Linked DNA regions of Mus musculus: all the other regions are linked to region 1. Evidence: chromatin loops called from intact Hi-C (ENCODE). Cell type or tissue: heart. All regions are shown on one strand. Region 1 overlaps Zap70 (zeta-chain (TCR) associated protein kinase). Region 2 overlaps Inpp4a (inositol polyphosphate-4-phosphatase, type I). Region 3 overlaps Cnga3 (cyclic nucleotide gated channel alpha 3). Region 4 overlaps Vwa3b (von Willebrand factor A domain containing 3B). Region 5 has its middle 24 kb from the start of Cnga3. Region 6 overlaps Cracdl (capping protein inhibiting regulator of actin like). Region 7 overlaps Inpp4a (inositol polyphosphate-4-phosphatase, type I).

The links. Hi-C counts contacts between places; a loop is a spot of excess contacts. Peaks named below come from ENCODE experiments on the same cell type or tissue, not always from the same donor. Only the 100,000 strongest peaks of a DNase experiment are listed, where the experiment ranks them.
Region 2: it touches region 1 in a loop (2.1-fold over the local background); 2 of 42 quality-filtered maps call a loop at or near these places.
Region 3: it touches region 1 in a loop (9-fold over the local background); 35 of 42 quality-filtered maps call a loop at or near these places.
Region 4: a loop joins it to region 1, with 5 times the contacts of the local background. A loop is called at or near these places in 7 of 42 quality-filtered maps.
Region 5: a loop joins it to region 1, with 3 times the contacts of the local background. A loop is called at or near these places in 5 of 42 quality-filtered maps.
Region 6: a loop joins it to region 1, with 2.1 times the contacts of the local background. A loop is called at or near these places in 7 of 42 quality-filtered maps.
Region 7: a loop joins it to region 1, with 2.8 times the contacts of the local background. A loop is called at or near these places in 4 of 42 quality-filtered maps.

What each region holds. Positions count from the first base shown.
Region 1 is chr1:36,782,629-36,786,628 of GRCm38, reverse strand. Zap70 (zeta-chain (TCR) associated protein kinase) reads right to left here. Exons shown (of 13, transcript NM_009539.3): 13 at 3,809-4,000. Among named protein-coding and RNA genes, the nearest start is that of Zap70, 23 kb to the right of the region's middle. In heart, CTCF peaks have their summits at 65 (motif pointing left), 1,807 (motif pointing left) and 3,875 (motif pointing left); a DNase peak (open chromatin) is centred at 1,768; H3K4me3 peaks cover 1,094 bases; H3K27ac peaks cover 1,009 bases; H3K27me3 peaks cover 670 bases.
Region 2 is chr1:37,382,833-37,386,832 of GRCm38, reverse strand. It overlaps Inpp4a (inositol polyphosphate-4-phosphatase, type I), which reads right to left. Exons shown (of 26, transcript NM_030266.4): 18 at 3,462-3,494. Among named protein-coding and RNA genes, the nearest start is that of Coa5, 45 kb to the left of the region's middle. In heart, no CTCF peak of the experiment used is centred here; no DNase peak of the experiment used is centred here; H3K27ac peaks cover 1,192 bases.
Region 3 is chr1:37,248,883-37,252,882 of GRCm38, reverse strand. The region is part of intron 3 of Cnga3 (cyclic nucleotide gated channel alpha 3); the gene reads right to left. Among named protein-coding and RNA genes, the nearest start is that of Cnga3, 32 kb to the right of the region's middle. In heart, CTCF peaks have their summits at 1,811 and 2,011 (motif pointing right); no DNase peak of the experiment used is centred here; H3K27me3 peaks cover 241 bases.
Region 4 is chr1:37,130,555-37,134,554 of GRCm38, reverse strand. All of the region lies in intron 14 of Vwa3b (von Willebrand factor A domain containing 3B), which reads right to left. It overlaps Gm37020 (a long non-coding RNA gene), which reads left to right. Exons shown (of 4, transcript XR_865351.2): 3 at 507-630; 4 at 843-2,282. Among named protein-coding and RNA genes, the nearest start is that of Gm37020, 18 kb to the left of the region's middle. In heart, a CTCF peak has its summit at 1,910 (motif pointing right); no DNase peak of the experiment used is centred here.
Region 5 is chr1:37,193,016-37,197,015 of GRCm38, reverse strand. No RefSeq gene overlaps it. Among named protein-coding and RNA genes, the nearest start is that of Cnga3, 24 kb to the left of the region's middle. In heart, a CTCF peak has its summit at 2,275 (motif pointing left); no DNase peak of the experiment used is centred here.
Region 6 is chr1:37,636,965-37,640,964 of GRCm38, reverse strand. Cracdl (capping protein inhibiting regulator of actin like) reads left to right here. Exons shown (of 10, transcript NM_028096.1): 3 at 2,936-3,104. Among named protein-coding and RNA genes, the nearest start is that of 4930470B04Rik, 15 kb to the left of the region's middle. In heart, a CTCF peak has its summit at 1,575 (motif pointing right); a DNase peak (open chromatin) is centred at 1,644; H3K4me3 peaks cover 241 bases.
Region 7 is chr1:37,399,906-37,403,905 of GRCm38, reverse strand. The region is part of intron 25 of Inpp4a (inositol polyphosphate-4-phosphatase, type I); the gene reads right to left. Among named protein-coding and RNA genes, the nearest start is that of Coa5, 28 kb to the left of the region's middle. In heart, a CTCF peak has its summit at 2,031 (motif pointing right); a DNase peak (open chromatin) is centred at 1,992; H3K27ac peaks cover 646 bases.

The DNA of each region.
Region 1 (4,000 bases):
TCACAACCACCTTTAACTTCAGCTCCAGGGGCTCTAGCGCCCTCGTCTGGCCTCCCTGGGCACTGCATTCAAGTGCGCAAATCCACACTGACATGCATATACAACATCAAAAATAGACGCGTTTCTCATGTGTGTGGTACATGTGTGGTATATGCATGTTCATGTGTGTGTGCTTGTGGAGACCCAGTGGAGGAGGAGATGCCAGAAGCTCACATGGTGAGACATGTCACCACCCAGCCCTACACCCCCCACAAATCAGCCACCAGAGTCCTGAGCCGTGGGGCCTGCAGATCGCCCACCGTATCTATTCATCAGCTGGCTCCACCCAGTTCAGACTCTCAGCTTAACAGGTGCTACAGACATAAGTCCCCAGTTTCCCCCAGAGCCCAAGTCCAAAATAGCTGTCCCTAAAGCCATGCCACCTCCAAACCCACTTGGTCTGAGGCCCTGTCCCATCCCTATAGGCTGTGGGATCCCAACAGTGAGCCTAATGGGCAGTGCAGACTGGGGACCCACTCGGGAGGCTGAGGCAGACAGCGCATGAGTTGAAGGCCAGCTTGAGCCAGAAACTGAGCAAGCTGGGGGAGAGCTTACCTAGTACGTGCAAAACTTGGGGTTCATTCCCCTGCACCCCATAAAACTAAGAATGCTGGCCCCTGCCTGTAATCCCACCACAGGAAGTGGAGGCCAAGAGGAACAGAAGTTCAAGGTCGCCTCTAGCTACACAGACTTTTAGGCTATCCCGGACTTCAGGAGACCCCGGCTCAAAAACAAATAAACGAAAACGGGGGCGGGGGAGGGGGCTGGGGAGCAGGCGGAGTAAGTTCTGTTCCCAGCACTTGAAAGGTGGCCAACGACCATCCATACCCCTAGCTCCAGGGGACCTGACACCCTCTTCTGACCTCTATAGTCACAAGCACGCATGGGATGCACCGACGTACGTGCAGGCAAAACATTTACAGGTGCAAAAATAAAGCCACGAAACTGAATGGTGACTGAGTCACGCAGTCGTTTCTTCTCCGGACATGTAAAGGCTGCGAGTACAAGGCAGGAGCCATCAGCTACAGAATGTCGTGGTCTTGCTGGATCAGGGGCGACATCCACAGGCAAAGCAGAACCTGTGGTTAAGAGAAGTCTGTGAGACCGAGGGACGGGGCTGCAGGAGCAGATGATACTGGAAAGGAACAAAGAAAGATGTCCCTCCGTACAGCCTCGTGGGGCGGCGGTGGGCTCAGTCCTTACTCTGAACCATTCTTCTGCGCTTTTCCTAGGCTGCTGCTGCCCCTCCCCCTCCTCCTGGCTGCTGGTGGCAGAGAAAATGGGAGGGTTTCTCTCTAAAGCCAGGTTCAAGCGTCAGGGCTTTAAGCGTCCTTGTAGTTCCCGGTACCTTTGAGATCTTCCCACTGGTTTTTCTACATTTACTTTCCCTTTTCAGTCGACGCGCCCATAGAGAAACTGAGGCACGGGAGGGCTAAACAACCTGCCCCCGGGGCAACTGGGGCTAAATCTATAAACAGCAAAAAAGCGTGCCACACTAAAGCAGAGGGCTACGCTAAAATACAAAGGCGCAAGAGCCTGGATGTATTCTGCGAGAGGGTGCGGAGCCCGGGTCCCAGAGGCTGGCAAGAAGCATCCTGCAAACCGGCCTGGAGTGAACCCTCTGCAGGCGGCGGAACTGACGGCTGAAGATCAGAGGCGAGTCTGGATTCTGTTCCCTAGCCAGAAGCTGCCAGAATAAGGACAGGTGAGCGCCCTGTGCCAGGAACTGAGCCCACCTTTGCTTTTACTGTGGCGCCACCTTGTGGCATTGTTTTAGAACTACAACCTCTTCAGAGGATTCCGTCATTGCCAAGCCTTTCCCAGTGTACTAGATACCCACGTGGATGTTTTAATACCAAACCAATTAGTGATGCAGACGATAAAATAAATAAAAACAAAAACGTATTTATTTTCTTAAACGTTTGTGCAATAATATGTGTCATTGGGCTGGAGAGATGGCTCAGCGGGTAAGAGCACTGACTGCTCTTCCAGAGGTCCTGAGTTCAATTCCCAGCAACCACATGGTGGCTCACAACTGTCTGTAATGGGCTCTGATGCCACTTCTGGTCTGAAGACAGCGACAGTGTACTCACATGCATTAAACTAATTAATTAATTAAAATATATAATTATCCAATAACAAGTGAATTTTAATGCAACTGAAATATTTGCAAAAGAAACCATTTCCAGCAGCCACAAAATCCTACCACTGAGGAAATTTCTTTCTTGATCAACTTATTAGTTTTAAAGAGATTAAAGACTGTTTAAGTTTTAATATTGTCTATGAATTAGTAATACAGCTTACATATGCAGTAGTAACGTCACCTTCTAATGAAAAACGCATATCTCCCTATTCTCAAGGCACTGCTAAGGGGTTTTCGCTTGGTTTTGTTCTGGTTTTTTGAGTTTTTTTTTGTTTTGTTTTGTTTGTTTTTTGCCTGTTTGGAGTGTGTGCTGTTGATATAGGATCTCATTATGGAACCCAGGCTCGCCTGCAACTTATAACCTCCTCATCTCAGCCCCGTCAGTAAATCTTCAACACAAAATGAGGCAGAGTAGGGAAGTACTCAGCACTCAAGGGTGCTTACTGCCTTTCTAGAGGAACCAAGTTCGATTCCCAGCACCTGTGTCAGACATCACAATCCCAGGAAATTCCAGCTCCTTTGGCCTTCCCAGACACCTGAAAGCATGTACAATTCACTCCTGAGACGCAGACAGACAGACAGACAGGCAGGCAGGCAGGCAGGCAGACAGGCGCACCGTCACGCACGCACGCACCTAGGAGTACAGAATGAAAACTAATAGTTAAACCAAATTAAGCTCTGTACTGGATCTAACGTTATTGTCTCAGCATTGTCCTGCTGACCCTATGTGCGTGTGTCAAGGCTCCGGGGCTCCTCGCTGCCCTCAACCCCATTTAACAATTCTCCTGTGACCCTCACAAAACTTCCAGAACCTTCCCAGAGCATCTGGCTTTCCACCACAAATAACAACAAACTTTACTTCCCCAGAATTCCCAGCAAATCTCACCTCTCATTGGCTCTAAGTGTGATATGCCCCCCCACCCCCGCACCCTGCCATCCCCAAGTCACTCTGGCCAAGGGAAGGAGGCACTGATTTGCTGCTGAGGGAGGAGCCAATCTCGCTGAGGGCACAGGTGGCAGGCACAGTCGAACCATTAGAATCCTGACTCCATCTCACCTCACCTGTTGGGGTATGCCCTCCATTATTTCTTGGGTAGGGAAACTGAGGCAGTAAGACTTGGGGAGTTCTGAGTGGGACTCTACCTGAACTGACCCTGGGGATATGGACTAGCTGTGACTGTGGGGGCGGGCCGGGGCAGGTGTGGGGCAGACACTGGCAACAACCCAGTCAGGACAAGTATAAGAACTGGGTGTGAGGACCCCCTAAAGAGGCCAGAAAACCTGTTTCAGCTGGCTGGGGAGGGGAGCAGGTAGTCTGTAAAAGCCTCTCCAGGTGATTGATCCTGGTGTGTAGCTGTTACAAAAGAGCCCATGGTGTCCAATCTGGGATGCTGAGGCCCCTGACATACACAGCCCTTAGCACTCAAACCCACCCTGGCCTCCATTTCCCAGTTTGCCCTGACACCTCGTTCCCCTGATGATAACCCTTCCACAGCCTTATCTTCCATGGGGCCCCATGGGGCTGGACCTACTGACAAGATTGCTACGTTTTTTTCTTACTGGTTCCACTCAATTGCCCAGCCCTTCCCAGGCTCCTGGCCCTGGTCGAGGGAAGATGAGAATACTCAGCCAAGAGAAGTGGAGTTTATTCTGATGCTGACAGTGACCCCTGGAGGACTCTGGGCTCCCACTCAGAAACAGCGGAAGTAGACTTTGGGAGCACACATCCTCTCAGCCCACTGGTGATGTTTACCAATATCCCATCAGCCCCAGCCCATGGGGCGGGGCGAATCACATGGGACAGTCGATAGGGCTCCT
Region 2 (4,000 bases), 600 kb before region 1:
TCTGGCTAGCACTTGAACTCCCAAGAATGCGTGGAGGAACTTGCCCACACTGTGCAGCCGGCCTCAGCACACAGAACAGTCTGGGGTTGGAAATGATCTAACTGGATATGCAGGCACACTATATGTGGACAAGGGTTTTGTCTGTAATGGGAAAAAGGCCAGGCTTAAATTAGAATCTAAGACAGAAGGTCTTTAGCAAACCTGACACAGTGACAAAGAACACTGGACTAAGAAGTGGAAAATATGAGTTGCAGGCCTGGCTGCTGTGTGGTGGCAGACGCAGGCAAGGCCCTGACCCCTCAGCCACACGGGACCTTATTGGGAAAATCAGAGAGAAAACCAGACAGATGCCCAGACCACACTCTCCCTCTGGACTCCTCGGGCACCAAGTGTCCTGCTTCTTTAAAGAGCTCTAAGGACAGATTCTGCCAGAAATGGGCAATGAAAACCAGGGGGTATAGCACGTTATTGGGAAAGGTAAAGTCAGTGAGTCTGCTTCATGGCTGGGTATGGTAATGTATGCCTGTAACTCCAGGAGGACCTAGGCAGCTGAGGCAGAAGGATAACAAGTTCAAGGTTAGCCTGGGCTACATACATCTCCAACCTCAAAAAATAAAAGCAACCTAGCACCATCCCCTGTCCTCCAAAGACTGCTCTTCAGTAAGCACTGGAGTGCTCAGGTCAAATGCAGCTGTCTTTACTTTGCTCTTCCATTCATCACCTTTACACAAGTATAGGATAACCATGGTTATTTTAACCTAAAAATAAGCAGCGTAGACAAGTTGTTTTGTTCAACCAAGCCAAGACTCCTCGCACAACTTTTTAACTTTAACTACTCTTTTCCAAAATATGAAATTCATCGCTGGGCGTGGTGGCGCATGCCTTTAATCCCAGCACTTGGGAGGCAGAGGCAGGCAGATTTCTGAGTTCAAGGCCAGCCTGGTCTACAGAGTGAGTTCCAGAACATCCAGGGCAACACAGAGAAACCCTGTCTCAAAAAAAAAAAAAAACCAAAAAACAAAACAAAACAAAAAAAACCAACAAACAAACAAACAAAAAACGAAATTCATATAACAATGAATTATATGCTAAACTAGAAAAAGAAGAGTCTAGAAGAAATGGCTAAAAGGCACTCAGTACTTGTCTTGGAAAATGGGTGGTTTGATCCTTGCGAGGGTGATCTGACATCTTCCCAGGTAGTCTCAGGCAAGGCTAGATGGCCAGAGTCCAGTAAAGGCACCAACCACCATTGCCAGCATTTCTCAAACCTTCCTGTCTTCTCCACACAAAGAGGACATGGGTGTGGAGGCTGAGAGCCATCCCAAGACACAAACAGAATGGACATCTGTGTACACCTGCCTGACTCTCAGAGCCGTTATCTTTAGTAGTCAGCCTGCTTCTACTGAGGAGGCAGCAGGAGATGGGGGTACTACGTGTTTTACATATGAGTAGTAACACAAGTTAAAACAATTCCAAGCCAAACTGATTTCAATGGTAGCACATGGTATCTACCTAGAGCTGGCTGGGATATTGGAGTTGGTGAAGGGTTTTCAATGTGTTACCTCAAAAGGAAAGACAGTGATGACTAGTACTTTTATATTGTTTTATTATTGTTGAATCAGGTCAGCTAAGCAATGTCCAACGTGCTGCAGCTGTCCCGCTTCTGCAGCAAACTCCTCAGCTACCTGCTACCTAGTGACAGCTGCTGCCTGACAGCCCATGGCCCACACTACTTTAGGTAGCAGCTTCAAGTGCTCTTTCCACCTACAGGCTGCTTTAAAAAAAAAAAATTAACCCATTAGTATGAACAAGGAATGAGAGACAGAGTATGTGTCTGTATGTTTGTCTATATGCTTGTGTAGTATATGCATCTATGTCCTCACATGTAGGTGTGAGCATCCATTTGTGCACAGGTAGAAATCAGAAGTTGATGTTCATCATCCTCTCTATTACCCCCAGCCCCTTACTCTCTCCGTGAGCCTGATGCACACTAACTGCCTGACCTTCTGACCTTCCTCCCCAGTGCTGGGCTTAGAGACATGCTCTGCCACTCCTGGCTTTTTACTCAGATCCTCTTGAGTGCACAGTGAGCACTTTACTCCTATCAAAGAATCAATGTCTCCAGCCTCTGGACTGTGTGTGTTTAATACAGATGAAATATGCAGTACAGGACTGCTGGCAGGGAACCATTTCTAACATCAATTGTGGAAAAGCTGCCAGTGCTTCCCAAGAGGATAAGAGTTCCACAAACCAGGCATCTTCTGAGTGCTGACAGAAACCAGAGTGGAGAAAAAGCCTGAACTCCCACCACAGGCTCACTACTGGCCGTGGGCCCCAGACTACCACATCACTGAGGCTCTGTGAAACCCACTATCTGAAGGCTCTGGCTGAGTCAGACACCAGGCAAGTCAAGAGCAGGGTTAGCTTTGCATCCACTAAGGCTGAGTGACCCCAAAGCTCCTCCATGACCCCGGGATCTAAGACCCACTCAAGGTGGCTACACTGATGTTTGGAGAACAAGGACTACGAAGCAAACGGGGAGGAAGGATGAGCTGGTTGGACACTGGCTTGGTGCACACCATGCCAGTGGGCAGAAATGGCTCTCTGTAAATCCTGTGCCCATCACTTGCTGTGCTCTAGATGTAACACAGCTGTCTTTCCATCTTATACCTACTCAGAAACATGCAGTCTTTGGTATGATCATATAGCTGATTTTTAAGTAAAAATGTGTTTGGGGAGAAAGGCGCATGCACACTGTGAGAAAACCACAAGCTGTATATAGGAAGCCTGTCAGGAACTAGATCAGGGCTTGGTGCATCTACCGTAGTCTTTATAGAACAGGAGAACCAAAAAGTCTCCGCAGCACTAACTGAAAACAGGTGATAGACAATAAATATAATGTTATAATGCAGGCTATGGCCAGGATTTAGCTCAAGAATGAAGTTCGCAAACCCCTGAGGTAGAATCAGGGGCCTTAAGTTCTCCAGGGAAATGTAGCAGAAAGATTTCATTTTCAACAATAATCCCAACTAAGACCCAACCCAATGTCTGATAAGAGTTCTAAAGCTGTGTCGCATTCAGAAGCTGCCATAGGAAGCTGCACCACCACATTCCCAGTGGACACGAATCATCCAATTGTGCTTTCAAGAGCTTCGTGCAAAAGTTCAATGAGTGTACAAGGAATATCTACAAACACGGAGCTTTCTAAATCAGATCGCCCACCACAGGGAGCCCAGTGCACTCAGAAATAAACCAAGTACATAGGTTTCAGGGCGCAGAGGAAAAGCACAGCGTGCCTGGTGGCCATTTCAGGCATAGTCCCCAGTCCCACCTCAAACAAAGGAAGTGCTGAAATAGTCTCCTAACTACAGGAACACACAACAACCTCTGATAATTGAGCTACAAGCACTACCTGAGCATTTAAAAGACAGCAGCAGGAACCTTGAACGCAAAGCACGTACCTGGACTGGACTCTTCAGGAGGGGGGCTGCAATCTGCACAGAAATGGAGGGCAACAGGGATGATTAAGGAGCAGCACACAGTTCAAACATGAGCAGCTCAGTCTCAGAGCTACTGCATTAGCAGCTTGCAGCAAGGTGGTTCAGCACATGGAGAAGAGGCCCCGGGGCTCAGGCCTCTTACCCAGTTTCCCAAGGGCATTCCTGCTGCTGGGAGCAACTGAGCCCTCTCAGTAGTGAACAAGTTATTCACCAGAGTCAATATCCATGTTGCTAAAACTTCAACATAAAATGATCTTCAAGATGATTGAGCCAACACACACAATGTCACAGATGCCACGCTGACAACACACAATGCCAGATGCCACACTGATGATGATGCAGAAATGGAGCCCCATGCTAGCTTACAACATCAATGAGAGAAACTAACCAACCTAGCATGCATTGCCAACTGTGGAGCCCACTGCCCTGACTGACTGAGGAACCCAGAGCTCAGGATCTACTGCTGAGCTCTAAACTGGTAAGGCCCAACGATTCAAACC
Region 3 (4,000 bases), 470 kb before region 1:
GCCTGCCTGGATGCTACCATGGTCTCACCTTGAAGATAATGAACTGACCCTTTGAACCTGTAAGCCAGCCCCAATTAAATGCTGTCCTTTATAAGAATTGCCTTGGTCATGGTGTCTGTTCACAGCCATGGAAACCCTAAGACAAATACCATGGCCTAAAGCAATTTGGGAGAGGAAAGAGTTTATTTCAGTTTACACTTCCAGGTCAGGGCCACCAGCCTAGGGGATAGTCCTGCCCATAGTGGGCTGGATCAATCATTAGTCAAGACAATCCCTCACAGATGCTGCAATGGAGCTAACTGATCTAGGCAATCCCTCAGTTCAGACTCCCTCACATGACTCTGGGCTGTGTCCAGTCGACAGCTGAAGCTAATTAGGACATTGTCTGACAAACCAGAATAAAACAAACCAAGATAAGAGGACCCTTAAGGAGTTCTAAATAATAGTTAAATTTGTTTGGCGTACATTGCTATCAGAACACGTGATTTAAAAGATGAACCTCTTATCTTGCAGATCTATAAATTGAAAGTCAAGAATGGGTCTCACCATTTCCAACACAGAGTTGTGACCTCTTGGGAGGTTTTAGAGGAGCCATTTTTTCTCCACCCCACACCACTCCCTTGTTTGTAGTGATGGCGAATGTCCCTGTAGCTGCAGGCCTGCAGGTCCCATGGTTTCTTTGCTGGCTGTAATGCATAGTTATATGTAGCTTTACAGTGTTGTGGCAGGGCTGTGGAGCTGGCTGGCAGGGCATAAAGTGCTCACTGTACAAGCACAAGAACTAGAGTATGGATCCCTAGAACCCATGTAATGGCTGGGTAGACATGGCGGCTGTCTGTAATCCCAGCACCCAGGAGGGAGAACATGCGTGGGCAAGCTGGTTTTGAATTGGTGAGCTCTGGGTTCATCGAGAGTCTCTACTTCAAAAACTATAGTGAAGAGTGATGGAGGAAGACACTGGACTCAATTTCAGGTTTCCACATGCACAGATGTGTGCACCTACATGGATACAGACAGACATAGGCACATGCAAGAAAGAGGAGGAGGAAGAAAAAAAACGAAAAAAAAAAACCTGTCTACTCTTCCAATCCTTGGAACTGGTTGTCCTAGCTAGGTTTAACTGAACTGGACACATCCAGATTCATTTGAAGGAGTCTGAATTGGGTTATTCGGACCTGTTGTCACCTCTGTGGGAAACTGTCTTGATTAATGATTGGTGCGAGGGGAGCATCACAGATCACTGTGGGTGGCACCATCCCTATGCAAATGACCTGTGCTTATGAAGAAGAAGAAAAAGAAGAGGAGGAAGAGGGAGAGGAGGAAGAGGGAGAGGAAGAAGAGGAAGGGGAAGAAGAGGAAGGAGAAGGAAGAGGAAGAGGAAGAAGAGGAGGAGGAAGAGAAGGAAGAGGAAGAAGAGGAGGAGGAAGAGAAGGAAGAGGAGGAAGCAACAGCCACTGTAGCAGGAGCAACTGTGTCATTTCTTGGTTTTTGACACCATTTCCATCTACAGTGTGAGCTGTCATCACCAGCCTAACACTTCAAAGTTTTGTCGATAAATATGTTCTTTAAACCGTTTTAATTTTACTTAAGCCCGAGGATGCCTTCCTTCACGAAGGAGATTTTAGGTATGGAACTCTAACCTACTTTTGTAGGAGTCCCAGAAAGCTCCATTTAGCAAAGGACCTTTACCATACAGCCAAGCCTCAGCTGGTCACAGCAGGCAAATGTCGTCCTGTTAGCCATGACCATCTGACTCTCATAGGAGAAAGTGCCAAGCTTCAGCCAAATGAGTTGCTGTTGTATCTAATCCCTAGCCATTAGTGCTGCCCAGGCATTACAGGCTACAGTTCTGAGATCATATTTGGTTTTGGAGACACATGATTCTAGTATTGTGGATAAAATGGACTTAAGAAATATTAAAAATAATTTTATCTTTTGACAGTGGAACAAAGAATTATTCTATTTGCTAATCAAGCACAAAGACAAATCCTCCATCTTAATGAATGTCACCAGCAGAGGGCGCTGCCCACAAGCTTATTGGGCTCACTGGACATGGCAGTCTGGGCTTGCTTTGGTCGGGCTTTTGAGGGTATGTGTTACAGGTTTTGGCTTTTCAAACTCCTGCTACCCAACTTTTGAGGACCCAGCCCAGTGCTATCCAGCTGCACCCCTGAATCTACCCAGCACTGGCCCAAACATTATACAGACTTGCAAAATATGGCTGCTTTAAGCTAAGAGCAATTCGGTCCCAAAGGGAGAAGTTATTCCGTATTTGAGAACTAAATGAGAAATCTGGAAATAGGAAGCTAGCTACAAAGAAACGGCCCAGAGAGAATCGTCACCTATGCCCAAACATCCCCATCTGGTGGCAGTTTTCAGTTTCATCCTTTGGTCTGTGGCTTCCAGTGTGGGTCCATGAAACGGGCCCTGGGGCAGCCGGTACCAGTGCCCTCATCCTTGCCCACATCCTAGCCACAGGACATAGCATGAGGACTTCCACAAGCTGCTCATGGCTTCCAATCCCTAAGAGCCTTTCCCTGCCTGGAAGCCAGGGAGCAAGCACATCTCATGGTATCCACAGCTTTGTGGCCAAGTCATTTTTCTTTTTCTTTTTCTCCCCCTCTCCCCTCTCCCCTCTCCCCTCTCCATTCTCCCCTCTCCATTCTCCCCTCTCCTCTCCTCTCCTCTCCTCTCCTCTCCTCTCCTCTCCTCTCCTTTCCTTTCCTTTTTTCCCCCTTTTCGAGACAGGGTTTCTCTGTATAGCTCTGGCTGTCCTGGAACTCACTTTGTAGACCAGGCTGGCCTCAAACTCAGAAATCCGCCTGCCTCTGTCTCCTGAGTGCTGGGATTAAAGGCGTGCGCCACCACGCCCGGCTCATTTTGTTTTTCTTGATTGGTGGCATCTGAGTGGATGGCTTTGCTGTCATAGTTAACACAAACCGGGCACACCCTTCTTGCAAGGAGGGAATTAAAGTCAACATATGGGGAAGAAAATAAATACCAAGCTCTGGCCCTTTGTCAACTGCAAATCAAGCAGTTGGCCATTTCCTTCTGATGTGGATGGCTTCCCCTGACCTTCAGGAAGGAGCCCTGGCATCCCTAAGAGGCAGAAGCCACAGACCTAGTCACCCATGCATGCCTGTGGTCACTCATGGCCACGTCCACCCTCACTCACACAGTCCAGGACTCTTGTCCTGATACTCACTCGCCAAACTCATCTGCCAGCTCAGTGTCTGTGACAGAACATCGTCACAGCAGATCACCTTTTCGAGAGGCTGGTCACCAGGGGAAGGATATTTCCTCCTCAGGTGGCTCTGGTGGCTCCCTGGAGATTAGCTCAAGCTGGCCTTAAAACAAGGTCCTTTCCCTGGATCTCAGTTCTCAGGACCTTGAGGTTGTAGCATAGAAAATGCATCCTTGGGGCTGGAGAGATGGCTCAGTGGTTAAGGGCACTGACTGCTCTTCCAGAGGTCCTGAGTTCAATTCCCAGCAACCACATGGTGGCTCACATCCATCTGTAATGGGATCCGATGCCCTCTTGTGGTGTGTCTGAAGACAGCTACAGTGTACTCATATAAATGAAATAAATAAATCTTAAGAGAAGGAAGGAAGGAAGGAAGGAAGGAAGGAAGGAAGGAAGGAAGAAAGAAAGAAAGAAAGAAAGAAAGAAAGAAAGAAAGAAAGAAAGAAAGAAAGAAAGAAAGAAAGAAAGAAAATGCATCCTTATAGCGAAGGAAACCACCCCACTGGTCTGCTAGGGAACTCCAAATTTGTTCCCTTGAGTATGTAGTGAAAGAGGGTATTAAACCAGAAAGGATTTATTTCCTGAAACCCCTTGGCTTCCCAGATGATAGAAACAAAGAACAAAAAGTAATATGAGTTCCTCAGAGAAATTATACAGACTTGTGTGTCTCCCCTTGGCGATGGATTTATTAAACAATTCTGGAATGGTTTGCTGGTGTCTGGAGAAGATGGTAAGCAGGAAAAGAGAGAGGCAAAG
Region 4 (4,000 bases), 350 kb before region 1:
ATACAGCACAGATGGTGGCTGAGTCTCTGCCATTTTAACACCTGCATGATAGTGTCTACTTGTGGTTTTAACGTGGGTTTCATGTTGCTAATCACAGTGAGCATCCTTTCATGTTATTACCAAGCACATATTCTTTTGTTAATGTCTTGTTTTCCCCTAAAACATGGCTTTGCTATATATCCCAGGTTAGCCTTGAACTCATGCCATGGTCCTCCTGGCTCTGAATCTTCCTTGGTGGGATTCTGATAAAATGTCTGCTTAAAAATTTTGCCCACATTTTGGGTTTCCTCATTATTGGGTTTTGAGGATGTTTTAATATTCGGGGTGTAAGCCATTTAGTAGACACAAAATTTGAAAACATTTCCCTCCTGTTCCACAGGGTTTCTTCTCAGGATTGCAGCAGTCTTCTCAGCGAGGAAGCTTTGAATATTGATTTATTCCAAATGACCAATTTATTAGTCTATGGATTATAATTTTTATAACCTATCTAAAACTATTTTTTTCAGGTAGGCATTGTGGCGTATGTTTGCAACCTTAGCCTCCAGGAGACCAAGGTAAGAGAACCAAGAGTTTGGGGTCAGCCTGGGCTACACAGGGAGACCCTGTCTTCCAACTTGTTCTTCAGAAAAGGTATTTCGGTAATTGTAAATCCTTTGCCTTTCCATAGGGTCAGTTTGCTGATGGGTGTGCATGAGTGTGCATGTGTGTGCATGTGTGTGCATGTGTGTGCATGTGTGTGCATGTGTATGCATATGATTGTGCAGATGCAGGCACACAGAGCTCAGGGTGGGACATTGATTTCGGGTGTCTTCTACCCTTTCTATATTCTGTCTTGAACACAGGTTCTCGGTGAATCAGAGACTTCGAATCTCAGTTATGTTGATGGCAGCAAAGGCACAGGATCTACACGTCTCTGTCCCATAATGCCAGAGCTGCAGGCACCTGCAGCCATGCCTGGCTTTTTACATTAGTGCTGGGATTCAAACTTGGGTCCTCATAGAACATGGACTCTGACCTACTGACCCATCATCCAGTCTGTTAATGCTCATTAAAATCCTGCTGGGATTTTTGACTGGGATTGTACTGGGTTGACAGATCCACTGGAGAGAATGTACAGCCTAATGCTGCTAAGTGTTCTAGCACACTCAGAACACACCTCTCAGCTGGGCTTCTTCCTGGTCCATGTGAAGGTCTTTCACATATTCTGATACAGTTTTTATTATCATTATCATCATCATCATCATTATTATTATTACTTATACAGTTATTATTTCTATTATCACTATTATTGTTATTTTTTGCTGCTATTTTCAGTGAGGTCTATTTAATTGTCTACTCTTTGCTATTAGGAAGAAACAAAGTTGGGTTTTGTACATTTCCTTTTATGACTTATACTCTGGCTAGAAGTAAATGATTGGGTAGAGTGATCAGATTTTCTACCTAGATGACGAAGCTGAATGAAGATAACGATAGACTTCCTCTCACCCTGTGCCCTCCGTTCCTTGTGCTTCTGATGCACTAACTGGGACCTTGGGAAGATGGGCCAGAGCAGCGGGGGTAACATCCTTGCAGCTTGTCTGATGTTGGAGGATTTGATTGTTACAAAAATGTGTTATTACTGAACCTGGTAAAAAAGTTTGTCATGATGTATAAACCGAGATGGTTATTAACTACGAGTGTTTTACCGGCTTGTGTGTCTGTGTACAACATGAGGCCAGAAGAGTGCGTGTGATCCCCTGAAACTGGAGCTAGTTGGTTGTCAGTTGACACGAGAGTGCTGGGAACTGAACTTGGGTCCTCTGGAAGAGGAGCAAGCACCCTTAATCACTGAGCCTTCCCCGTAGCCTTAACTTCTATTTTGTCTGTAATAAGCCGAGGTATTTGTTGGCAGTTAACCTCGTGACCCAGTAGATGGCCCCATACACATTCACACAGGGTCAGCACTGATTGGACTCCGGAAGCTATTTGTCATCAGGGAGGTGGGTTGGTAGGGCCTGGAAGAGTTCAAAGGAAATAATAGAGGATGTGTACATGCGTGAAATTGTCAAAGAATAAATAAAAATAACAATAGTGGATGGGAGAGAGGGCTCAGCACTTAAGAGCACTGGCTGCTCTTCCAAAGGAACAATCGTCTGTGATCCGGTTCCAAGGGATCCGGTGCCCTCTTCTGTCCTCCAAGAGTACCAGGCATGCATGTGGTCCACAGACACACATGCAGGCAAAATGTTCATACACATAAAATAAACGATAGAACAAAAAAACATTAAAAATAAGTGTACCGATATAGTGCGTTATGTGTTGACTTTCAAATGTTAAACTAGCGTTGTGTGCATCTCTGCACTAAATCCAACATGGCCAGGGTGTGTCACATGTTTTATATACTTGTTTTGGTTTGTTAAATTTGGTTTTCAACTTTTGCATATTTGTAGCTGAGGAATATCAGCCATCTTAGAGGCTTACAGGACGATGGGGAAGTACTCCCTCTTCTCTGAGTTTTACAAGAACCTATCCACCAAGATCATCTTTCTCCCCATCTCAGAGGCCACACCCAGGTCCTTGCACTTGAACTGATATTAATTACTCCTCTCTACAGTTCAGCAGTGAAGCCATGTGGGGCGGGGTCACCTTGAGGGAAACCATTTAACTGTGAACTCCATTGCTTTGATAGATGCAGAGCTCCCTATACTTTATATGAATCCAAGCTTTCATTCTCTGAAATGCATGCCCGCTACACCAAGGACCAGGTCTTACAGCAATTAAACATTGGCTTTGATGGAAACCACCGGACTGCTTTCCAATGTGGCTTGTATTTTATCCTCCAGCCAACAATGTGTTAGTGACCCTGTTTCTCCCCAACCTGCCAGCATGTAGTTTTCTCCGCCATTCTGACAGACATGGAGTGACATGTGCTGTAGCTTAGGTAGTATTCCTCTAAGGCTGGTAGCATCTGGCCTTCTGGGCTGTGCTGGTGGCATCTGGCCTCTTGGCCTGTGCTGGTGGGATCCAGCCTCCTGGGCTGTGCTGGTGGCATCTGGCCTTCTAGCCTGTGCTGGTGGGATCTGGCCTCCTGGCCTGTGCTGGTGGGATCTGGCCTCCTGGCCTGTGTTGGTGGGATCTGGCCTCCTGGCCTGTGCTGGTGGGATCTGGCCTCCTGGCCTGTGCTGGTGGGATCTGGCCTCCTGGCCTGTGCTGGTGGCATCTGGCCTCCTGGCCTGGCTTCTTTCCCACTTCTGTTGGGCCTCCTCAGTGGAATGTCTGATGTGTTTCCCAGGTTTTCTAGATGGACACTTTTTGTTTGTTTTTATAGCCCTGGGGTTTGAACCCTGGGTACTCTACATGCTAGGCCACTACTCTACCACCAACTTATATATCCCAGCCCCACTTTAAGTTTATGACAGGGTCTCATTAAAGTTCCCAGGCTAGCTATTCTAGTTTACTTTCTGTTACTGTGATAATACATTAGAAAGTACATAATATAAAATAAGCCAGGGTTTATTTCATTGTATTTCATCCTCTGAGTAGCTGACAGGGAAACAAATATTATATAATTTGTTATAATTTATATATTGGAGCCTGTGATTTACTTTGCGCATGCGTGCTCTCTGTGTGTGAAGATCAGCACTTAGACTGGGGTTTTGCCTGAGGACTGTCAGTTGTTCCAATTATTTGTTGAAAAGGTGGTCTTTCCCTCTTGGAATTGTTTTGAACCTCTGTCTAAAAGTCGGCAGGTTTGCTGTGCATGGGAACTCCTGCAACTGTTCCAACAGGGTCTGCAGCTCTTTCCCCACCAGGTTGTTGTCATTAGTATAGGGTGATCTCAGAGCACAGTCCCCTGAGGTCCTTTTGTCTGGTTCGGTTCTCAGAGGGTAGTCTCCTCAGACCAAGAGTTGTTCATATCTCTGATTTGTCCTGATAACAGTTCTAGGTCTCTACATACAAGAAGGAGAATGACGGCCGGGCAGTGGTGGCGCATGCCTTTAATCCCAGCACTTGGGAGGCA
Region 5 (4,000 bases), 410 kb before region 1:
TCCCACCAGGTTGAGAGCTGCTGATGAAGAGGAACCTGGATTTGCCTCTGGACCCTGCGATGAGACACTGTGCCAAGAAGCCACAGACACCTCGAATTTCCAACTCTAGCATCGAGGCCTGTCGGAACACCAACCAAGAAGGGAGTCGTGCAAGATATCTGAGGGCTTGTGAGAAAACTCTGAGAAATCAAGAGCTTGTGACCTCTGTCTCCTTCTCTTCTCGTCTCTTCTCTTCTCTTCTCTTCTCTTCTTTCTTTCTTTCTTTCTTTCTCTCTTTCTTTTTTTTTTTTTTTTTTTTTTAGGGTTTCTCTGTATAGCCCTGGCTGTCCTGGAACTCACTTTGTAGACCAGGCTGGCCTTGGACTCAGAAATCCACCTGCCTCTGCCTCCCGAGTGCTGGGATTAAAGAAGTGCGCCACCACACCCAGCTGACCTCTGTTTCTTAAAAAAACAAACAAACAAACAAACAAACAAACCCAGAATCACTCTTGGATTAAGCTCTCACGCCCCTCCCAGGTGTATGGTGTATTTGTGATTTACTTCAGATTGTTTATTACAGCTGGCTATTGTTTATTTATATGCCTTTGTGACTGTACTCTTCACTCAAGCGACTCTTCTTAACCCTCAGAGTGTAAATTGTCTGATGCTCTGAGTAAAGCCAGCTCTTGCATGAGACTTTTGTCTGGCTCACTAATCTCCCCTCTCCCCAGGTCCTCCTGCCTCCTGCCTGAGCGAGCAGGGCTGAGCATGGGAAGGAGGGGCTTCTGTGGGACGCGGCTAAGATCCTCTGAAATGTCTCATCCAGTTTTTCATTCCGGAGACCTAGGTGACATTTAAATGTGTCCCACTTATCTACAAGTGGACACAGCGCACACGTTTGATCTGATGTAGGACAAGGAATGACAGATCTTCAAGGAGATGGGGTGTTTTACATTCCCACTGAGCTCTCTGGGAAGTGCTGCTTGTGAAGTTTCCATCTCCATTTGAGTTCTGATTTCTCATCAAGAGGTGAGAATTGATTGTTTCTGCTTCTGCCAGTTTTCCCTTGTTCCACCCCTCCCACCCCTCAGTCTTTATTCCCCCCCCCCCACCTCCCTCAGTCTTTATCCTTCCTTTCTCCTCTCTCCCCCTCCCCTCCCCTCCTCCTCCCCTTCCCCTCCCCCTCCCTCCTCTCCCCTTCCCCTCCTTTTCTCCCCTCCTCCCTTCCCCCTCCCCCTCTCCCCTCTCCTCTCCCCCTCCCTGTTCCCCCTAACCCCAACACCACGGCTTCCATTTGCCCATAGGGATAAGAATATCTCCATCATCATTTTCCTTCCTCTGTGTCCTCACTACCTGGATGCTGCCTGGACCCTGGATTACTATTAACACAAAATTCATAGCAACTCTCTTGTCAAAGAAGGGGGCGAAGAACATGGGAAGCAGATCTAGACAGTTCTTCATTACTAACAGCATTAGATCTATTCCCATACATGAGTCCACTCATCAGACCTGTCCATTGAAAAAACTAAATGAAGGGAAACTTAGAATGAGGGCTGACTAGCTCAAGGTTAAGTGATACATTTAATTTGTACTCACTGATGACCACTTTTTGGAATCCAAATTTTACTCTACGTAGATAGATGCTCTGTATCCGTACCCTCCTGAGTTCTTTGAAAGTGATGTCACAGGATGGAGAGCCTGGTGGGTTTTTAATGAGTGAATCCCCCTTTATTAAAAAGAAGGCACAGAACTAGACCACAGGCTAGAGAGCCTAGAAATAGAGCAGGCTCAGGCTTGGAGGCCTTTGAACTCTCTTGGTACCTGGGAGGGAGGGAGGGCCAGGAGCGTAGGCCTGAGAGGGAAAATCCCATTCAGAGACTGGAGGTCCTCTCTAATCACCTGCTCAGGTCCTGGGTCTCCAGGAAGGACTTGCTAAAACCTCCCCAGAAGAGCTCCTGGTCCTTTCAGTACTCTGGCAAAAAGTAAATCAAGATTAGCACGTGAAAGGATCCAGTTTGCAGAAGACATGACATCATCTCATGAACAGTGTGTATGAGACAGTGTCCTAAACTACAAACTGGGGCAGCCGGTGTGCGTGTGTGTGTGTGTGTGTGTGTGTGTATGTGGGTGGTAATAAATGACCACACACATTTCTGGCTGCTTTATGGACTCATTCGTCAGGCCCTGAGCCCACACCTACTCCTGGACTGCTTTCCCATCTCATTTCCATTTCTGGATAGTTCTGTAGCTATCCTAAGAGCCAGGACTTTTTCCCATCTCCCCCTAGTGGCTGGGACTTAACCTCTGCTCTCTTTTTCTTTTAAACTCTAATAAAATTCCCCTGAGCATCTTAGTTATTCCAACTCTAGATTCTTTCATCAGCGAGGTTAAACACTCCAAAAGGGAACCTCAGTTTCCCCAGGAACAGGGGAATGAGAGCTCACATAGGGCAGAGGAAATGGTAGCTATAAGGAAAGGCAAGCCTCACCTCAGACTGACTGTGTGTCTTTGGAAGTGGGGCTTGCAAGTCCGTATAGTCAATAGGGCCATTTGGAGACAGATTAAAGCTGCAAGCCTCCACTGAAGGTGGTCCCTCAGTATAGTGGTTCCAGGACCCTTATGGATACAAAACTCTGCAGATGCTTAAGTCTCTTATAAGACATGATGTGATATTTGTACAGGATTCTGTGCCCATCCTCCTATAGGGAGATTTAAAATCTCTAGATGACACAATTCTTAATACAATGTGAGTGCTGTGTAAACAGGTGTTATTCTGTATTCTTCAGGGGAATCGACAATTACAAAGTCTGTGCATGTTAGTATAGATGCACTTTTCCTGGGTATTCTCTGAGACTGGTTAAATCTACAGATGTGGAACCTGTCTGCTCATGTAGATGCAGACTGCAATGATCACCTCCCATGGTTTCTAGATGCCTACGCAGGGAGTAGGGCTAATACAGATTCCCAGCAGCCGAGAATCATGTCCATACTTTCTGGAAGGACAGAAACATTCACAGAGGCATTGGGGACTGTGAATAAGTTTGTTAGATATTGCCTCCAAACGCTCCCAGGGAGAGGTTTAAGGCACTGCAGCATTTCCACAGGGACCGTGTGCAAGTCTCCACAATGGCAAAGCTACCTTCGAAACAATAATTAAAGCAGGATAGAAAAACAGAGACAATTATGGGGACATGGAAAGAAAAAAAAAGAGCCTTTCATTTTGGAGACTGGCTGAGGCCTCTTGCCAGCTGAGGACCAAGAATTCTTGTACGGATGATTCAGTGTTTAAGAGTACTTGCTGCTCTTTCAGAAGACCCTGGTTCGGTTCTTAGCACTCACATGGTGGCTCATAACCATATGTAACTCCAGGTCCAGGGGATCCAGCACCCTCTACTATCCTCCATAGGTACTAGGCACATATATGGTGCACAGAGACCCCTGCAAACAAAATGCCCATACACATAAACAAATCTTCAAAAAATGTTCAGGATCATTACCAACATTTTCTTCTTTCTTTTTTTTTTTCAATTTTTAATTTTTTTCACTTTTTTATTAGATATTTTCTTCATTTACATTTCAAATGCTATCCTGAAAGTCCCCTATACTCTCTCCCCTCCATGCTCCCCTACCCACCAACTCCCACTTCTTGGCCCTGGCATTCCCCTGTACTGGGGCATATAAAGTTTGCAAGATCAAGGGGTCTCTCTTCCCAATGATGGCCGAGTAGGCCATCTTTAGATACATATGCAGCTAGAGACATGAGCTCTGGAAGTACTGGTTAGTTTATATTGTTGTTCCACCTATAGGGTTGCAGACCCCTTCAGCTCCTTGGGTACTTTCTCTAGCTCCTCCAATGGGGGCCCTGTGATCCATCCAATAGTTGACTGTGAGCATCCACTTCTGTATTTGCCAGGCAATGGCATAGTCTCACACGAGACAGCTATATCGGGGTCCTTTCAGCAAAATCTTGCTGGCATATGCAATAGTGTCTGCGTTTGGTGGCTGATTATGGGATGGAATC
Region 6 (4,000 bases), 850 kb before region 1:
GCTTCAGGCCAGCTGGTACCCTCTCCTGGCCTCTGCAGGCTCCTCAAGTGTACAGACATATGTACCTAAATAAAAATCAATTAATTAAAGAGAGAAAGATACCCAATGATTCCTAAGAGGAGTAAAGGGAGTAATAGATCAATAAAAGGAATAAATCAATAAATAAATAAACCCAATGACTCCTAAGATGAATAAATTAAAAGGCAGCAGAAATACACTGGGAAAGATGTAGAAAGCCAAAGCCAAATTAAGAGTCTTAAGTCCAAGGAGGAGAGAGATCTACCTTCACAGGAGCAAGGAGAGTCATGGCTGATTCTTAACAGTACCACAAAGCTTCGAGCTATTTGAAAAATAACTACCAACTTGAAAGTCCAAACCTAAAGAGGACGTTTGTCAGGCCCAAAGGGGAAACAGAGGCGTTGTCAAAGACCTCTGCCTGCCTCTGATAGACTCCTTAAAAATTGTGAAGTAGATGGCCGGGCGTGGTGATGCACGCCTTTAATCCCAGCACTCAGGAGGCAGATGCAGGCAGATTTCTGAGTTCAAGGCCAGCCTGGTCTACAAAGTGAGTTCCAGAACAGTCAAGGGCCATACAGAGAAACCCTGCCTCGAAAAAACCAAAAAAAAAAAAAAAAAAAAAAATTGTGAAGTAGAAATTGACAACTAAAGAAAGGTCAATAAGACCTTCGTCTGTCTCTGTCTCTCTCTCAAATTATTAGGACAAATTTATTTATTTTAAAAATTAGTACAGATATAAAATATAAACTCAAAATGAAAATGGCAGAGCCCAAATTGCCAGCTCTAAAACAGAGAAGAAAATACCCTGTTTCCTGAGCATTATAGGAAGTTTATGGAATCAGTCAATACGTGAAACCATAAAGTAAGTCTCAACGGATTTGAATAGAACAAACTTCAGAGTGCCTTATCGCACTCCAATTAAATTAATGACGGAGAGGTAGAAGTTTGCCAAGTGTTTGGAAGCGAAGACATGCCTTTCCGTAGGTCACATAGATCTAAAAATGTATGATTGTGGACATCAGACAATACTTCAAACCAAAGAATAATGACAACACAAACTTTTATGATGTGTAGAACTTAACAGATCTAGAGGGAACTGTATTTCCTGAAATGTATGTATTAGCAAAGAAAGAGAAGGTTTTAAAAAAAAAGAACCTTTTTTAAAAACAAAATCGTAACTCTGGGCCTCGGGGTGTGGCTTAAGGGTAGAGCTCTCACCTGGCTTCCGGAGCCCTAGAAGAGCTAACTCTTCACAAGCCATCGGTGTAGCTGACCAAGGAAAAAGGAGGCACAAATAATTAACACGGGGCATGCACAAGGACATACCACCACAGGTGCTGTGGATGCTCGACACAGCAGTGCGTTTCCGTGGTAACTTTTGCCAGGAAATTTGAAGTGTTAAGATGCAGATAAATCCCTATGTGTGTGAGACAACAGAACAGACTGAAGAAGTAACATGGGTCGGTCCTGTAGCTGTTTAAGAGGCTGGGTCACAAAGTCTAGGAGGGGAAGATTAACTCTTGAGGTACGTGTGCATGCATGGATTTAGGTGTCTAGATCCATGCAGTGCCTGCAGTGGCCAGAAGAGGGTGCCAGGTCGAGAGAAGCTGGGTTTTTCCATTGGCATAGAAGCGCTCAGCTGTCACACTCTGCTCTGCTTAGCCACGCTCCCACCCCCTGAGCAGCACCCGGGTGTCAAGGCAGGAGGCCTGTTTACTTGTGAAGGTCTCCAGGGACACCTAATAATATGTTGACTACTTGAAGGCCAGGTGGTGTCCCTGTCAAACGCAAAGACTTCCCGAGAGACTTTCAGCACAAGCTCTGCGTGGAGAACCATCTGCACGCAAGATAAACATCCCTTGATTTACAAGGAAGTTTCCATCGGACATTGAGAAAACTGCCGTAGCAGGCTTGTCCCCTCTGGAGCAATGACATTTGCCTGGCTCTTGCTGGCAGAATCTCAGGTTATTCCCCACGTGAAGACAAGGTCATTTCAAGTTCCCGAGGGGACTTTAGCACAAAGACAATTAAAAGGACCCTCTCTTATATCTTAAATCAGTTCTATGTGGAACTTACTTAATAAAGCCGCCTTAGACAGTTTTAGCAAACGTCGGCTGTGTCACATGGCAGATCTGTGTGCTCGGGTTCTCTTCCCTTTTACCATCCGGTCTTACAGATACTCTGAGAAGGACAGAGCGTGGCTAGAGCTGTCCTGGGGCAGTCATGGGTTTCTGGCCTAAGAGGCCTTGTGGGCAGGAATGAAGGTGACATCGGAGGAGCACACTCTGACCTTACCACTGGAGCAACAGCCACAATTATTTGCTCATTCTTCTTACATACCCACCCCAGCACGCAATTTTAAAAATAAAATAAATCCTTAAAAAGTAACATATTAGGAAAAACAACTTGGATTATCACACAGCTTTCACCTCCTCTGACGTTATGTGTACGTTGTGTATGAAGTATTTACGATGCATATTGCAGAGATTCAAAGAACGTGGTACCTGGTGAGAGGAGGGTTGCTTGGATTTGGATTCTTGTTTGTGAGCAGAGTTCTTGGTTCATTTTCTAGTTGGAGAGATGGTTCAGAGGCTAAGAGCCCCGGCCACGCTTCCAAAGGACCCACATTCGAGTCCCAGCACTCACGTGGCAGCTTACACCCACCTTGTAGCTCCAGTTCCTGGGATCTGGTGCTCTCTCAGCATCTCTTTGGGGAGTGCATGCATGAAGTACACAAATAGACACACATCTATACACATGCATTTTTTAATTATTTTTTTAAAGATAGAAACCAATATTTGTTTCAGGGCTGCAGACCTTATATGTCGTGTCTGTAGTATTCTGAGCCCCTGGTTTCTGCTCACCTGCGTCCCTCGCACACCTGCACCGCTAATCTTTCTTCTTGTCATCTGAATAGGAAAGAAAAAGTCGAAATTTAAAACTTTTAAGAAGCTGTTTGGGAAGAAGAAGAGAAAGGAATCCCCCTCACCCACAGGAAACAGCGCCTGGAAGCAAAATCCGGCCAAGAGCGAGGTCATTGCCGTTGAGGAGTCGGGGCCCGTGTATGACTCTGAAGATGAGCTGGAGTAAGTTGCTCTCATGTGCGTCTGGCTTGTGAGCCTCAAGAGGAGGGGGACACCGGGCACAGGAGGTGTCCGGAGCTCTTATCTTCAGTGCCTTAGGATCTTGTCTGTTTCTGAGCTTCCTCCCCACCTGGGTGATGTGAGAGCCTTGGGAGTCTCTTAGTGCATGGTGTGTCTATTAGCTTTTCCAAGCACAGGGATGGAGAAAGGTGGGGGAAAGCTGGTTGTGTACTTGCTACCTGCTGGGTGTGGGAACCGTTTAAAAGGTCACGGTAATTGGGGCTGGAGAGATGGTTCAGTGGTTAAGGGCACTTGCAGAGAACTGTGATTTGCTTCCCAGCACCCACATGATGGCTGAACCATCTGTAACTCTAATTCTGAGCTCTCTGACGCCTCTGAGAGTCTACATGTATGACACATGTATGTACATGCAGGCAAATCACTCAAAAGCATAAAATAAAACTTTATAAACTCTTTTAAAAAAAAATAAGTTCACAGGCTGGAGAGATGGCTCAGCAGTTAAGAGCACTGACTGCTCTTCCAGAGGTCCTGAGTTCAATTCCCAGCAACCACATGGTGGCTCACAACCATCTGTAATGGGGTCCTATGCCCTCTTCTGGTGTGTCTGAAGATAGCGACAGTGTACTCATATACATAAAATAAATAAATCTAAAAAATATACAGAAAGAAGTTCACAGCTATGCCTGGGAAGATGGTTCTGTGTAGGTCTGTAATTCCAGAGCTCCTGAAACAACACGGGAGGCAGAAGCAGGCCTTGCTCCAGAAGCTCATGGACGAGCTGGCCTGGGGTTTGGGGAAGGGGTGCGAGCTGGCCTGGGGTTGGGGGTGGTGAAGCTTGCCTGGGGTTGGGGGGTGAGCTGAATAACAAAGGACCTGTC
Region 7 (4,000 bases), 620 kb before region 1:
AGGAATCCCAGGCCAGCTAAATATTGCAGTCACAGGCACCAGAAGAACATGTTACAAGCACTGAAGACGCTACACAATTGAAATGAACGAGTCCTCTTGATGGAAGAATTTGGCAGGTATATACAATTCAGAAGAACAGAACATCAAACTGTAAGGCATGAGATATTTCTCGGCAGACCTTGCTTTGACACCTTCCTTCTGTCCAGTTTGGTACACGGTGGCTGGATATATTCGGGCACTTTTGTCTGCCTCATGACTAATTTTTCATAATGATATCTATTTGCAACGCAATTTGGTCACCAGGTACGCTATGCTCAGAAAGAGCCACACAATCAGTAGATTGGGGCTTAGAGCTAATAAAGGAATGGAACAGAGAAGGCTGGGGTCTAGCCTTAAGTCTCGGATGGGCACCAGGCCGCTCAAGTTCTTCTGGGTGACTACCTCCCGTGTTCCAATGCTGTGAAAAGGAAAAAGTTGGGAGAAAGGAAAAGAAAAGGGGAAAAGGAAAGAAAGAACAAGAAAGAAAGAAAAAGACACATGCGATGGGGTTTACCCCAAAAGTATGGGGAGAAAGGAGAACCAAAAGATAAGATTAAAAAAAAAAAATGGAATGAGCCACAACAGAAAGAAAAAGGAGATGCAGAGAAGTGTGGACAGAAGACCAAACAGAACCAGCACAGTCACAGGAAGAGAAGGGGAGAAGAGAAGTGAAGATAAGAAAAGAATCCTGCATCCACCAAAGTAAACACACGCAGGCTGAAGGATGGTTGTCCATGTTCACCCTCTCTCAGCTGGCCAAGCGCAGCTCCATGCCGCCCGCCTGCTGCCCACCCGCCATGCCCCACATGCTGCAGATGAGCATTTCTGAGTAGCAAGCTGAACATGAAGAACCATGGGGTTTGACCTTCTCACAGACGCCTGGGTGGCGTGGGGACAAAGCTGCCTTTTGAGCCACACAAAGAAAAGTAATTTACCTGGGTGTGAATCCAGGGCCAGGTCCTCCCACACCTGCCTCAATTCTCAGAGTGTCAGAGGGGTGACACAACCCTGTCCCCCACTTTGAAATGGACTGTTCTAGAAGATGATCCTTCAAATGGAGTTGACCAGATTTACAGTGGAAATTTGCAATCTTTCCTTCTTTTAGTGCTAAAGAAACAATGTCCTGGGGGCTGACTGTAGCTCAATGGTGAACTATGCTAAGTGGCACTAGGTCTTGGGCTCAAGTCCCAGTACCAAAAAAGGGAAAGCGGTTTTGAGGTTGGATGGTATCTGGAACCACATGACTGAGGAGCAACATCCCTCCCGCACAAACATCCACACTGACTCAGACCCCAGGGCATGGCCGACACGCTGAGAGAACAGTGTGCACACGAGTAGGCAGGGGCTCAAGACACCTTCTGCAGCTATGACAGCTAGGGAACACTGCAAGCCGCAAGCACTTACTGATGATCACGGTGTCTGCCGGGGCTGCTTGCCAGGCCACTGCGGCTGCCCAGGAGGGCCTACTGTTTGTGAATTTCAGTTCCTCACATGGGACAGAGGGCCACGTCTGTCTGTGCCATTATCCTCGGACTCAGCCAGGTGGGTGCTGGGCTTAGCCCACATGACTTACAGGAACTAAGTAGCTGAAGTTAGACCCAACGTCACGTTCCTATTCACTGGGGGCTTGAAATGGGCCCTGGTACAGAATTCTTGTTGCACATGTGGCAGCCACTACAGATCAATTATTACTGTTACTACTACTATGCTGTGGGGCGTGCGTGCGTGCGTGCGTGCGTGCGTGCTGGAGCATGAGTTTCTGCAGTGTCAGCTATGCTCCTGCCTCACGTTTACTACCGTATCTGATAAGGCACAAGTGAGACAGCAAGAGAAGCAAAATTTCCCCTCTACTCAGGCCACTGCAGGGATGCACTGCTATCTTTAGGGCTCTATGTGCTGCAGGGCCGGTCACCACTGTGGCCACAGTGCTTGCAGGTGACTAACAGACCTCCTCTCACCATGTGGGTAATCCAAAACAAAGGCACGTCTTGGTCAGCAGGGGGCAGTGTCAAGCACTGTTCCTGTGCTGAGATCAGCAGGACAGGCAGAGGCTTTGCCTTGTAGCTGCTGAAAATAAGCATTAAACTTAAGTGTGCCCACTGTAGAGATTTTAGATTCCAGAAAATTCTGTGGTTATAGACAAGGAGTGGGTTGAATAAGGAAAGAAGAGAGAGCATGAAATATGTTGATTTCCTAGGACGGTCATTCCTTCCTCACAACCTTGGGGTCCTTATTTTATAAATAGTAGAGCAAAACAGCCCTAACCTACCAGCCTTTGAGCAACAGTGACGACAAGCATGATGTTCCAGGACACTGAGCAGGTGCAGCTCACTAGCCTGGGTTCAAATCCCTAGAGATCTACAAAGACGTAACTAAAGACCACTGTGCCCGATGTGATGTCCCAGTCTAGCTCTGAAGGTCTCCTCTACCAAAGGGTCATGTCTTGAAGGCTTGGGCCCCAATGCAAGCAGTGCTCAAAGTGATCAAAGATGCTCACTTCTGAGAAGTGGCTGGCAAGGGCTCTGCCTTCATCAGGAAACTAACAGACTGCGAGATGGTAACCGTGGAAGACAGGACTGGGTAGAGGATGCAGGTCAGGAGAATATGTGTCTTTAAACGCTTTTAAATTGCATTTATATGCATGTGCCACGGGGGTGGGAGGGGCTGTGTGACTTGGAAGAGTTGGTTCTGTCTCTCCACCACATGGGGCCCAGTGGTCAAGCCTAGGTCCCCATCATGCTTGGTGACAAGCCCCTTTATCTACTGAGTCATCTCAACAGCCCTTAGATTTGTTTTGACAGGTTCATACATTTATATCATGAATTTTAGTCATTCTCACCCCAAGCCCCTCCCTCTTCATATAGGAACCCTTCTCCTCAAGGGTCCCTTCCTAAATATGTGGCCCACTGGGTTTAGTTAAGAGTTTCTTGCCAGAGTGTGGATGGAAGGTTATTTACTCGAGCGAGGGCAAAGTCGTGCTATTAAAAGGTGGGTCTAGCCCCAGGCCTGCATCGCTCCCTGGGTCCTGGTCTGTGTGAGCATCTGTTCTCGGCCATGCCCTTCTGCTGGGAATCTGCCTCACCACAGACAAGAAACAAACCAGCCAAACCTCGCAGACTGCGAGCGGAACCCTCTTCTCTTCTACTCCATTCTCAGGTATTCTGTCATCGCAGTAGAAAACTGAGCCACACACAAATATGCACTGAAGTGTGGTATTGTGAGTCTTGGATCATCAGACTCAGGAGGGATTTGGAAAAGTCTGGGGAAGCGACCTAAACGAGCCTTCGAACACCGTAAGTAGAGTCTAAAGGGCAATGAGAGCAGGCCAGAGGCCATCCATGTTATAATCTAACAAAGAGCTTCCCTATATTTTATCTATATTTTGTCCTTGCCCTGTGGACAGCTGTCATAGCAATTCCTTTTCCTTTTTAAGTTGTGGCAAGGGTGTTACTGGCTTCTTTTAGCCAATTAATGGTAAGAACTGGGAACAAAAAGCAGAAAAAAAAAAAAAAAAAAAAAAGGTCTCAAAACTTTCAAACATGCCCAGAATGAGGCACAGGTAAATCTGGGACAGGATGCTGTAGCCTCTAAAGAGACTAGAGCTCACTCCTGTGTGGATGTTGTGGGCCCCAGCTAGTGCACCCCACCGAGAGGAGACAGGAGCATGATGCCTTTGCTTTTATCAATAGATTAGCCCTATGACTGGGCTGTAAGTTATTGCATTACTACTGGGATACAGTTGGAGGTACCATTGAGATAGTGGCTCCTAGGGGTATGCGTTTGAAGGACACTGGTCCTGGCCTTTGCTGTATCACCTCAGGGCCCCCTGTCTGTTGGCCTCAGTAGCCGACATCTGTGGCTCACTAGAGCAGGTTTTCTCCACACTGCACAATTAATGGGGCACAGAGCAGCTGCCACCCTCAGAACCGGGATCACATTGGGCGCTGAGGCTAAAGGTTAT